Regions from separate parts of the Homo sapiens genome. Here region 1 is linked to region 2. A link is a loop called in an ENCODE intact Hi-C map of the cell type or tissue named here. Cell type or tissue: ovary. All regions are shown on one strand. Links, peaks and the distances in the headings refer to the core of each region. The heading gives the core; the rest is flanking DNA.

Region 1 (8,421 bases), core at 949-5,948, 240 kb before region 2:
TCCACCCCATCCACCGTTTCCAGCCGACATTCCTTTATGTGGGGATCACATTCTCCAGAAAGTTCTCTCTGACCTCCCATGCCCCATTTCCCTTGCCCTTCCTACACCATATGAAAATTAAACATAATAAAATTGATTCAAGAAAAAGAAACTTTGGTTGAAGGTGATATTTCGCTGTGGAAGGAGGGTATCTTTTATTGCCTTATGTTGAAATCTTTTCTACTTATTTCTTAATTGAGTTATTTTCAAGATTCATGTCTTACTTATGTTTGAAACCTTAGACTTCAAACCAGTTTATTGATCTCAACTCAAAAATACTTTTTAAACACAATATGGATATATTACTAGGGATGTTTATAAGCTTATTCTTCAGTCAGATTTCAATAATCTGTTTGAAAATTGGCATAAAGAAATTTAAAGCCCAGAGATTTTAAAAAACGTTTATAAGTAGAGCCTCTATTGAGATATGCAGAGCAGAAAGGGTGCCCTCAAGTGGCTTACACTAAATTTTATTGTTCAAAATATTCTAGAATGTTACCCTTTGTGGCCCCTGTCTGTTTTACTTAAATCTATTATAGCATCAGTGATCTAAATATTTTTCTGAGCTTTTAGACCTTCAACGGTTTCTTTTTGAACTTCCACAATGGGTTCTTATGATTCTTCTTTATCTCCTATGATATTTTCTCATTAGTTTTATTTTCCCCCCTTTTAAAAGGAAGGGTTTATTAGTGAACTCAGCAGTTACAAGCCAAGGGGGTGAAAAAGTCAACTCTCTATTCAAGAGCAACTAGGAGTAAACAAACTTGCCCTTTTACCTGTGAATTCACACCTGGTCATGGTGGTGAGGAGGTGAGCAAATCAGGGCTTCCTGGCCATAGAAACAAGTGTGTATTATCAGCAGAATTTTTGTGTGTTTCTGCAGCCTGTACTGTATGTCTTATCTTAGGCAGCAATGTCAAACCAAGCAAAAAAGGAAAACTTGGTCATACTCTGATAGTTCTAGCACATGGTTCCAGCTAAAAGAAAAGGCAAAATCTTAGAGCTGTCCCAGGTCATTGCCCTAAGCTCCCCTCCTTAGAACAACCAGAGCAAAACGCAACCCACCAAGTCACACCATGTTCAGAAATTGAGTCATTATGGAAAAGGCATTGTTGCATAATGACTTATCTAATTCATCTATGTTGATTTAAGCAGTCTTTAAATCAGGCCTTTTAAAAAGAGAAAAAGAAAGAGATCTCTCTTTATTTGGGCATGTCAGGTATGAAAAGGAAATTTTCTAAGCATCCCAAACTCCCCAGATGGAACCAGGACGGGCTGTGCTCACAATCTGGGCAAACTTCTTCAGGACAGAGAAAGGTGGAGAGGTCTTTGATGACAATATGCCCGCTTAACCCAAAGCATGGCTGTGCTTAGCCCCCATTTGTGTGGTTGCTTGGCTTGTTCTTGTGTTTTGAAGCACCATCAGAACAACCCAAGTGTACCAGTGACAGCCCCAGTCCCTTCCTGGGTGTGCCCTTCCTCTCTAGCACCAGCCAATAGCCTGAAGAGACCCACTGATAGCCCATCTGCTCCACACTGCCTCATTAGGGATCAGCCCTCACTCTTTCACTTATTCCTAAAGCTTATGTGTCTAGGAGTGGGGAGAAGTGATGGAGTAGTAGAGGATTATGACATTTATTGGTTCAAATTTAATTCCGCTTTCATAACTATAGAAAGCATTTGTCTGGCTAGGTTATGCCAAGTAGATACATTAAAAGTTGTTTCTCGGCCAACAAACACATGAAACATCACTCATCATCAGAGATATGCCAATTAAAACCACAATGATATCATCTTGCACCAGTCAGAATGGCTGTTAATAAAAAGTCAAAAAAACAACGCAAGGACACAGAGAAAAAGGAACGCTTATACACTGCTGGTGGGGATGTAAATTAGTTCAACTTCTATGGAAAACAGTGTGGAGATTTCTCAATTAACTAAAAAGAGAACTACCATTTGACCCAGCAATCCTACTATTGGGAATCTACCCAAAGGAAATGAAATCATTACATTAAAAAAGACACTTGTACTCAGATGTTTATTGCAGCACTATTCACAATAGCAAAATCATGGAACCAACCTAAATGTCCAGCCACAGTTGATTGGATAAAGAAAATATGGTAAGGAATACTATATAGCCATAAAAAAGAATGAAATCATGTCCGTTGAATCAACATCATGGAGCTGGAGGCCATCATACTAAGTAAAATAACTCAGAAACAGAAAGTACAATACTGCATGTTCTCACTTAAAAGTGAGAGCTAAACAATGAGTACATATGAACATAAAGATGGAAGTAACAGACATTGGGGACTTCAAAATGGAGGAGGGTGGGATGGTAGTGAGGGATAAAAAATACCTATTGGGTACAATGTTCATATTTTGGTGATGGGTACCCTAGAAGCCAAATCCTCACCATTATGCAATATATCCATGTAACAAACATGCACATGTACCCAGGAATCTAAAATGAAATAAAATAAATATTTAAAGATTTAAAAAAAGTATTTTAAAGAGTAAAGCTTCAAACCAAGGAATACGGGGACCAAGGGTAAGCTAGGAAACGCCCAGGTCTGCTCTGACGCGCCCCCTGCAGGACCCCGTCCAGACATGCAGGAGAGGCAAGGCGCTGGTGCGCGCTTGGGGCATTTTGCCTTCCCTCCTACCTGCCCTCTCCTGACCCAAGTTCTAGCCCCACCTGCTTTGTCACCACCGCCAGCCTATGGAAGTTCCCTCTCTGGTCCTTCCTGTCCCATGGGTAAAATGGACCTAGCATGTCTAATTGCGCATGTTCCCGCAGTGATGTGAAGGACTGAAGGGCTTTGAACGCTGCGCTGTCTTAAGGGAAGGTGCCTGGGGCACTGACTTCGTCCCCTTTTCCCAGATCCTGCTCAGAGCCGCTCCCCCAGGCCCCCGGCCTCTAACTGTATCCTAGCCCTCTGATCAGCCTTTGCCTACTGAGGGCAAAACTACAGGGTACAAGAATAGGGGTTGCTATGTCCCCCCATTTCCTTTGTCTTCCATTTCCCCGTTCGCTCCTAAACCCTGAGACGGGGCCCTGTGCCAACTCGCGAGGGGCTCCCGGCTTCACGGGGGGCGCAGGTCACAAAGCACGTTCCGCCCTGGAACGCCCTGAGGAGATAAAAGCCGCGCAGGCCCCGCGCTCGCCGCGCACTCCGACCGTTCCGACGAGGGAGCTTTGCACTCGCTGAAAATGACTCGAAAGCTGCCCCGCCTCTCCGCCTCCCAACCCCGGCGCCCGCTCGGCGCCACCCCGCAGCTCCCTGGCAGTCGGCTCTTCTTTCCTCCCATCCGTCCCCCGTTTCTGGACCCGCAGACTACGCTCCTGTTCCAGCCCACCTACTCGTCCTTCTGCCCCATCTGCTACCCGTCTCTGAACCAATTCGTCCCCGTCCACTACCCCGTCTTGGGCATCGCCCTGCCGAGCTCTTCCTGCCTGAATCTTCATAAGATCTGCATCTGCCGCCCTCATGTCCGTTGGGGCCCCAACTTCCACTACGTCCCTCCCTATCCCCCCACGCCCCCGCCCAGCCCCTGCTTTTAGAAGCTGCCTACAGCCCGCCCCCGCCCAGCCACCCACGCGGCCCTGACGATCCACGACCCCACGGAGGGGCCCCTGCAGGCACCGTGCTCGGGCAGCGAAGGAGCGGACCCTAGGGTCCCCGCGGCCTGGCTGTGGACACGGGGACGCAGGACCACGGACACCCACCCTCGGCCTCCGCTGCCTGCTCAGCCAGCCGCGCCAGCCTCTGCATTTGGCAATGGCTTCCCCGTGGGCCTTGGTCTGGAACCACGGAGCAAACTGCAGGCCCGAGACAGAGAAGGGAGAGCACGAGGAAGCAGCGCCTCTGCTCGCTGGGAGAGAAACGACTGGCCAAGGTGAGGCCTAACCACATGCCCATGACCTCCGGGTCTGTCCCGTGACAGGAAGCCCTTTCCTGGAGGTGTCCACGGGCGGTTGGGGTAAGGGCTGGGTCGCCAGGAGCTGGGGCTGTGGGAGTGCTGTAGCCTGGAGACCGTGTGGGACACCGTTGCCTGGAGAAGGCAGAAGCCCGGGGCCAGGGAGAGAGGCACAAGGGAGCAGAGAGCGCATCGAACCCGATGGAGCAATGCCAAGGCCATGGCGGGACACCCCAGGGAGAAGGTGATCCAGGATGAGGTCCGTCAGAACCAGATCTTGCAGGAGCTGTACCTCAAAGGGCTACCAGCCCAGAACGTCTATGCGCGGTATCACGTGAACCCCTCCACGAGGTCCACAGATCACCAGGAAGCCCATGTCTTGGCATGGTAACCTGGAGGAGCCTGGAGACGCCAGGTTTCGGAATCTCATTCACCACGCTGCCCAGGGACCAAGGAAGAGGGACCCAGACACAGACCGAAAACCAGGAAAGTGCATGGGACTCAGTGCCCCCCCCTCAACCCAGAATGCCCAGATTGCAGGCTGAACCACTGCAGGGTCTGCAATGACATCGCTCTGTACAAGGCTCAGATGTGGAGCCTGGGAGGAGATGATGGCCACCAGTGGCATCCCAGCAGTGGACTGAGGCGCCGGATTTCATGCCTTAAGTGTGCACTGCCCCCAAAAATAAATTTTTTATGTTACTTTTGAGCCATTGTATAATTTATACCCAAACACACTTATGATAGGAACCCCAAACCTAGTATGGCTTTTTAATCTCTTTTCCAAGGAGAGAAACTTACATGATTTCATAGAAAAATTCACATTGCTACAGTGATATCAATCAGAAAGAAGTCTGCAGGAAAAGACTAACATATTGAGGCTTGTATTTGTTAGGATTATTTCCATTGTGAGAAACAGAAACCAAATTTAAGCAGAAATGAGAAATAGTTAACTCCTAAACTTCAGAGTTCCAAGGAATTCAGGCATGACAGGATCCAGGGACTCAAACAATGTCACAGATCTCTCTTGGTCTCTCTTTCCTTCTCTGATTCTGCTTATCTCTTGACTCTTCACTTTTGACATGATTCATTCTTGACGCTAACAAAATCTATCCTTGTGGAAGGAAAGACTGCTACCAGCAAAGCTATACCCACATTTCAGAGACAGAGTAGGAGAGGGAGCAAGAGAGAGACAATTTTTCCCACCTAATCCAGCTGAAAAGAATCTCCGAGGATTTAGGTTCATCTATCCTGTGTTGCAAAGCTGCCTACAAACTGTGCAAGCTGTACCATGTTAGGGTTGACCAAGCCTGGGCATGGACTCACAGGAGCCAAATGCACACAGGAAGCTTCCTAGTGGAATCAAAGGAAGGGTGAGAAAATGTACTGCTCATACCCAAAGTGTAGTCTATTACAAACTTACACATTCTCCGGGAATAAACTATAGAGTAGGAGGGAAACTGTCACTTAGGGGCACTATGGCTTATTGAATTTTGGAGTCAGCCAGCCCTGGGTTCAAATACTATGGAGTACTAGGGAAAGCGATCAAAACTCTCTAAAGCCTGATATATAGGAATGTGCAATATATACCTCAGAAGGTTCTTGTAAAGGCTTGTGCAGCCACTGCCTGGCACATACTAAATGCTCAACAAAACATGAATCCCTATAGTGGTCAGCAGCACCATTTCATGATGCCGAGTGTAGTTTGCTGTGACTTGTTTATATGTTTAGACAAAACACCTGCATTCATTCAAAGTTGTCCTTCCTTGTCCTTTTGTCCAAAGAACATTGTAACGTCATCCCCAGAGTGGTGCCCACTTATGCCTTCTTCCCACAGCAGCCCACACTAAATGTCAATTCTGTACTCCTTTCCTATAACAAAGCTTCCATTTTGTCTCCTTTCTATCTCAGCCATCAAATTGAAATGCAATCAAATAAATGTACCCTTGCAAGTGTGTGAATGAAGCTGTTGGAGACATTAATAAAATACTCTTGCTGATTGCATACATTAACTATTTTAAAATTTTAATTCTAGAAATGTATGTAGTAGTAGACTGGTCTCCCCCAGAGATGTTTTAGAGCAACACAGCTTTTCAGCATCTCTAAAATGTTACTGGGTAGGTAACTGCCTATATAGAAAGCCAGGTCTAACTGAGACACAGTATCAAGCAATAGGCATCAATTTTATTATTGTTGTCAATAATAAAAGTCTGTTATTGTCATTCAAGCCAATAGCAGGCTTTTATTTGGGACATAGAATCAATGGCCTTTGGTGTTTCAGATATAAGCTGTTCCCAAAAGCTTGAGCCCAGAATAAGGTAACAAAAGCATCCTACATTAAAGCTGGAAGTGAATAAGACTATGATAAACTCACAAGTAACCTTGTGAGACAATCTTAGAATCTGTTTTGTATGTTATATTTTGCTATATATAACTAATATAAATATTGTGCATATTATTCTGAAACTTTTTATCAACATGGCTTGAAGTTTACCCATGTTCATACATGTATCTGAAGTTCATTCTTTTTAAACTGCAGATAATAGTGGATTTGGGGGATGTACACAGCTTCTCTGTACTCTTATCCACAGACATATTTAGTCTGCTTCCAAAATTCCACAGTTACAAATAACACATCAATAAATATTCGTATGCACATGCCCTTATTTGCATGAATGAGAGCTTCTTTAGGCTATGTGCCTAGAACAGCTATGAGCATTATGGCTAAATGCTCTCTCCACAGTGATTCTACCAGTGAGCAGTAAGTTCAACAGAGAAGCATCCCTACTGCCCCATGACCTCACCAACATTGCCAGGCCCTTTAAACTTTGCTAATCTGCAAGATATAAAGCAGTAACTATTGTGTAATGACATGTCCCTTATTATTAGTGAGATTGGGCTCTCCTATGGGTCTTGATTATTTGGTGTCCTCTGGCTTTGAATTTCCTGTTTATATTGTTTGTCCATTTTTCTATTGTCTTTTTTCTTTGGTTTCCAGAAGTTCTTTTAGAAAATATGGTGTCAGATGCCACACAGTATCTTTCCTCTTGTTCAAGATCTTCAGCAGAGGCTGAGGCTGAAGACAGAACATGCTGAGCACCAGCCACAAGCCCACTGAGAGGGATGTTCCCTAGGAACTGGCCCCACCCACACCCCCACCCCAATGAACAACCACTCCACATATGAGGAGAGCTCACGGGTCGTCTTTGGGCCTTTGTGTTTGGTTCATGAAAACAGCTTATTTCTTCCTCACTCTACCGGGGTGAGGGGAGATCCCCAAGAGAATTATTCCAAAACTTTGAGTGCCATCAATAAAGTGGGACTGGATTTTGATTCCTGCTGTGCACCTGATTAGCTGGTAGATTCACTGTACTGTCTGTCCCTGAGTCCCTGAACTAGAGAAAAGTAGACTTGAGAAGAGGTGGTGTGGTGAGGCCCTGCCCAATGGAGTGGGCCATGAATGCATGCTCCCCTCAAAGTTGGGCACATGCCACCAGAGGTTCTGATTCCTAAGAAAGTAGGGAAATGGAGCCCCAGCGCACCTGCAGACCTGAAGGTAGACTGTGGTGGGAAACTGAGCTAGAAGCTCCAGGCACAAAGCAGCACAGGCCCCACAGGTGTGCATGTGAGGCCACCCACTGCATGGCCGCCTGAAAGCACAGCTGGGTCCCTCCAAAACCCACCTTTGCCAGGGTCTCTCCTCAGATATGAGCCCCTTGTAGGACATGAAGGTGTCACCATCCATCCACTTGATGCCCTTGGGCAATGAGCAGGGATGGCAGTTGTGGTACCCCAGGCAGAGCCATCATATGTAGTCAAAGATGTAGACATGGTTTTTTCCCTTATCTCTCACTGCTCCAAATGAGGTGGGAGAGATGGAGGAAGAGGACAGGTGTGTGACAGCAGCCCATCACCACCTTTATTCCACCCACTAGTCTCAGCTCCCATCTCCCATGAGCAGAGTAGAGGAAAAGAAAAGCTTGGAATCAAATGATTAAAGTTTTAACATGAACCAGAGCTGAATCTGATAAACCCCAAATGACTCTTCGAAGCACCAGAAGTGACTGCAAAACTATGAAACCTAGCAGAAATAACTGAAGGGAGCTTCTACCTAATGGAAAAAAAGGGCTTGACTTTGGGGAAAAAAAATCATGTTTCTACCATGCTGCCTTGAACTCAATTACCTGGCTACACCTCTCTTCCACTTGCCACAACAGTCTATGGGGCTGTTGTGATTATAAAGTGAGATTTCATTTGACACTCTTCCTACCTTGATGGCACATCTCTAGAAAAGACTACCCCAAAATGTTCACCCATCCAATCCTGAAGCCTAGGGCTGAGTGTTGTGTCTTTAATTCATTCATTCCTCTGTGTTTCTGAGGCAAGAAGGAGGCATGTACAATCCGGGCTCCAGTCAGCTCTCTGCATGCATTTTTATTGCTTCCTGACAAATCAAGGTTG
Region 2 (5,000 bases), core at 1-5,000:
CACGTACAAGCGCAACATTGCTCCTGACAACTTCCAGAGGACACGGGAAGTGGAGGACTGAGACCCAGCAGCACGTGGCCTAGGGGAGGAAACAGAGGTGTCACCAGGAACCAAGAACCCTGCAGAGAGAATCCCTTGAAGACGGGGTAGGGGCAGGGTCTGGAAGCTTCACTGGATAATGGGAACCTTTTGGCCTACTCTGTTTAAGAACAAAACTCAAAATTTTTGGATTTGTTTCTCTGCAGCTATATTCACTGAACATATCTAAAGTCGAATCCTTGTAGCACCTAGAGGCGTGCTTGGCAGAGGGGCTCTGCCCCATAAGCTGCTGTCTCTGCAGAGACCTCCCTTAGCCATTCCTGCGCCTTGGCCAGAGATGCTGCTTCCTCAGCTAAGGCCACTGCCAGTGCCCTTTCTGCTCGGACTTCACTTTCTTCGTGAGGTCTCCCTCACCTCCCTATCTAAAATTGCACCACCTTTAATCCCAATACTCCATGTTTTCCTTCCCTTCCCTGTCATTCTCTGTGGCATTCATCATCAGCCTTGTCTCCCCTCTCCAGAATTCAGGCTCCACTGATGGAAGGACTGTGAAAGGAAAATAAAAACTTGGGACCCCCAATTCACTCTGCCAAAAGGAAAAAAATAAGCTGAAGTCTGAGTCCTGCAAGAAGCTGCCTTTCCTTTTGTTCCTAAGCAGAGAGCGTACAGATAAAAGATTTTAAAAATTCTCCACAGGTAGCCACTCTATGTTTACCTTATCATATGTGAAGAGCAGATTTACTGAGTATAAGAGGAATATAATTGACTATTCCCTACCTATTTCTTTTCCCTTGCAACACATGGATTCAGTAATGACTGCACCCTCCCTCTCTGCCCTCCAGCCTGCTTTTCAATAGGGGAAAAACTTTACATATTGAAGCCCTCAAAATCATCTTTGGAGAAAGGCACAGACCACAGACTGCTTTTTCTGTGATTCCATGTTTTTTCTCCTGGGCATTGTCCTTAATCTTGGCAAAATAAGCTTCTAAATTATTAAGACTGTCAGATACTTTTTGGTTGACAGAACCCTGCTTTATCTTATTCACAGTTCTGTCCCTAACTCTCATTTTTTGAATGAATGAATGAGTGAGTTAATGGATCACTCAAAGCCCAAGAGTCCTCATATTTCACTTGTCAGAGAGTTTTCCCTATATCCCCTACGGATTAACTCCTGTTTTACATACAACTCTGACATGCGCCAAGAGATTTGGTGTCCTGCTAACACTCTGGTCTACAGCATCCCAGGGAGAAAAGCAACAAGAAATCCAAAACAGAAATAGCTTGTACAAGTTTATGAAGCAGTCCTCCCCCATGCCCCCCAAAGACTGGAGTGTCAGATGCCCTCCTCGTCTCCCTGATGACCTTCTCACACTATCACAAGTGTTCCCTGTGTCTGCTAACCACGGCCACAACGATGCTGCTTAACAAACCAACGACCCCAGAACTGAATGGTGTGAAACAACGGTCGTTCACTCTTGCTCACAAGTCTGTGGGCAAGATGGAAGTTGGTTAACCTAAACTTGGCAGGGTTAGGCCTGGCTCTGAGCGGCAGATGGGGTCCAAGTCTGCTCCATGGGTGTCTCATCCTCCTTGGACCAGTAAGCTTCCTGGGAGATGATCCTCTTTGGGGATGGCGAAACTGGAAACGATGCGGCCAAAAGCACACACGAGGCCACACTGGGAACTAACTCACTCTTGTCTGCTCACATTCCATCCGACACAGCAAGTCAATGCCCCACCCGGCCATCGGCAGGGCCGGAAGTGGGAGCAGTCGTGCCAGCTGCCATGCCTGACTCTTCTGGCTCCGCAAGGATGGTGACAACCTTGGGGCAGAGCCCTGGTCTTGCTCACAGCCCTCATGGCCCACACACTAGAACATACCGGGGAATACTTATGACTAAAAGCCTGCCCACGGCAGGAGTTGTGAATGAATCCAGGGGAAAAATTCCCAGCCACTTTTACCTTGAGTTGTTCCCTGCTCCTTGCACAGATATCTCTGGGAATGACTTGCAGTAAATCCAGGGCGGCATTGCGGCATTGAGGAACCGACCCTCGCACTCCAGAAACCCTCCCTCGTGAGTGGGGAACCCTGAGTCCAAGGACTCAGAGTTACAGTCTGAGCTCCCCCTTCTGGTGACCTGAGATATTCCCCTTAGCTATGTATCTAGCCTGGAGCTTTCTCCCTTAAACTCTGTTTCTACACAATACTATTCTTCACGAGTTTCTGAAGCACAAATAGTTCCTGTGACTTTACCCCTAACCATACTGTCAGGTTTGCCAGATGAAGGTCACATAAACATCCACCAAGCTGCTGTGTCCTCCTTGGACACGCATTAGCTTATCACATCCCCAACTATACTGGTCCAAGCCAGACTCATTAGTGCACCATTAGAACATGAAAGAAGTAGGAATTTAAATACACTGTAGCTAACCAATACCATATATCAGGATAAGTAAATGAAGTCAAAGCTGGTGTTTTAGGGACTAGTGTATAACAATAGCTATTGTGCCAAATATTGAACATTCATTCTTGCATTTTATCCCCACAAACTGAGTATCATGCTGATTTTACAGAGGATGTATTATAAGAGTTTAAAGGGGTTAAAAGGCCTGGCCGAGATCTTACAGCTAGTAAGCAGATGTTGAAATTTAAACCCAGCACTGGTGATTCCAAAGCCCTTGCTCTTTGAAAATACACCTTCTATGACAGATGCTGCTAGTTTCTTCTCCCAATATCTGTCCTCCCTGCTTTCCCAATAATAGAACCCCCGAATCTTACCTGGGCACATGGCCCTCTATACACAGACATTTCCCATCATATCCCTTGCAACAAGGAGTGGCCATGTGACAAAATGTGGATCAATGAGATGTAAGTGGAAGTGTCATGTGATCCCCCTGGGAGGTCTCCACTAATCTTCCTTCCTGCTGCTCAGTGTGGATGTGGTGGCTGGATTGTGGCCACTACCATGAACTACAAGGTACAGACCACTCACTGAATGCAATAGGGCAGTAAGAGGGGAACCTGAGTCCTTGGTGGCTTCGTGAAGCCGCCCACCACCCTGGACTACCTTTTTTATGTGTCCAGGCTTTCTGTCACGCACAGCCAAGCCTATTCCCAATATATTGTTTTTCCAGAGTTTATAAAAAGATCCCAGGGGAAGGAGCCCTGCCAGGTACTGTCAGGCATTGTGTTCTCACAGTCTTCTTTCTGATACTCAACTATTTCAGGTAAACAGTTTCTGCTGGTTGACTCTAAAAGTCACTTTGACTCAAAGTCAGGAGCTGACGTGCAGCCTCCCCTCAAATGAAAGGGCCCCACCATGCTCACATTCTCTCAGGGTCAGGCTTACGGGAATTATGGGAAGGTTTGTAACCATGTTTAAAATTACTTTGACACCAGAAATCCAGGCTGTGCCATTCAGGATCAGTCAGTAGCTAACGCTTCACAGAGCTATGGAGCTGAAGAGTCTTTGAGAAATCTAATCAAGTCTCTTCTTTCTACAGGTAAAGTGAGTTTCAAGTTAACTCTCTTCTTCAAATGATATGGCTGGATGGGTGAGAAGAAGTGTTTCAACAAGGATCCTGTTCCAGTAGAACGAATCCTAAAATGCTGTCCTCCTCCAGTAACTGCTAGCCTCATCTACCCCCACCACCATCTCCAGCCAAGGGAATTGTCTTGGTTTCTCTCCCTGGACTTGAGCAAAAGAGCTGCTTTACTGTGACTTCTCTAGGATGTGGCTGCAGACAAGTAAACCACAAACACATAGTAGTGACAGTTTTCAATAATCAAAACCTCAGAAAAAGGTTGGAACCAAAATTGCTGTAGCGTGGGAAACAGTAAATCTTTGGCAGGCCCAGAGGGGAAAACAAATTAGTTTTGCAGAAGTTTGCAGCAAAACACTATTCTCCTGGCCTACTTTCTTTAAATGAGTTTTTAAATCACAGACAACTTGACATTTCTGCTGGAATCTGAGTTGACCTTCTTACTGGAAGAAAGAAATTTCAAGGGCAGCTCCTTCCAAGTATTTGAGTTAGAATTCTATCTTTTTTTTTTTTTTTTTTGTCAAATAACCATGTTTCACCACATTCAACATAAGAAAACAGAGGCATATGATGAAAAACAGGACCAGGCATAAGAAAAAGACAAAAATGTGTGAAGTGTGAAAGGAAGGAAAAAGAATGCTGGAAGGTAGAAAGAGCTGATGCACAGCCCTGAGTTGGACAGGTGGTAGAGCACGCACTGAGGCCCAGGTAACCGTTACCTGCCTTTGATTCCCAGGTGTCTGCAGCTTCTGGTCATAGACAGTACATATAGCCTAAAAGGATGTAAGTGCTTACTCCACCTTTTCATTTAATTTTTAAAAATTACAAAAAGACTGAAAAGTTGAAAGCATAGTATGACAAATGCAAGTATATATTTCAGTAGATTCGCCATTGTTAACATTTTGCTGCATTCGCTTTATTCTCACTCTCCCTCTTCTTCTCTTTCTATTTACACACAGGCACATAGACATAGACATAGACATAGACATAGACATAGACATAGACATAGACATAGACATAGACCCAGACCGAGACCAAGACCTAGACCTAGACACAGACACAGACACAGACCTAGACCTAGACCTAGACATACACATAGACACAGACAGAGACACAGACACAGACACAAACACAACCACAGACACAGCCACAGACACAGCCACAGACACAGACACAGACACAGACACAGACACAGACACAGCACAGCCACAGACACAGACACAGAGAGATATACACGTAGACATAGACCTAGACACAGACACAGACACCGACATGGGACACAGACAGGGGACAAAGACACAGACATAGACATAGGCCTAGACACCGACACAGACACCGACACAGACACAGCCACAGCCACAGCCAGACACAGACACAGACATGGGACACAGACAGGGGACAAAGACACAGACATAGAC

Evidence for each region. Peaks named below come from ENCODE experiments on the same cell type or tissue, not always from the same donor. Only the 100,000 strongest peaks of a DNase experiment are listed, where the experiment ranks them.
Region 1: a loop joins it to region 2, with 5 times the contacts of the local background. A loop is called at or near these places in 24 of 110 quality-filtered maps.

What each region holds. Positions count from the first base shown.
Region 1 is chr2:102,246,015-102,254,435 of GRCh38, reverse strand. It overlaps the pseudogene CFAP144P2. Among named protein-coding and RNA genes, the nearest start is that of IL1RL1, 61 kb to the left of the region's middle. RefSeq lists an enhancer at 3,180-3,773. In ovary, for the core only: a CTCF peak has its summit at 2,585 (motif pointing left); DNase peaks (open chromatin) are centred at 2,655, 3,215 and 4,070; H3K4me3 peaks cover 1,122 bases.
Region 2 is chr2:102,003,594-102,008,593 of GRCh38, reverse strand. IL1R2 (interleukin 1 receptor type 2) reads right to left here. Exons shown (of 9, transcript NM_004633.4): 2 at 1-79. The coding sequence starts at 18. Among named protein-coding and RNA genes, the nearest start is that of IL1R2, 14 kb to the right of the region's middle. In ovary, for the core only: a CTCF peak has its summit at 2,192 (motif pointing left); no DNase peak of the experiment used is centred there; H3K27ac peaks cover 1,903 bases.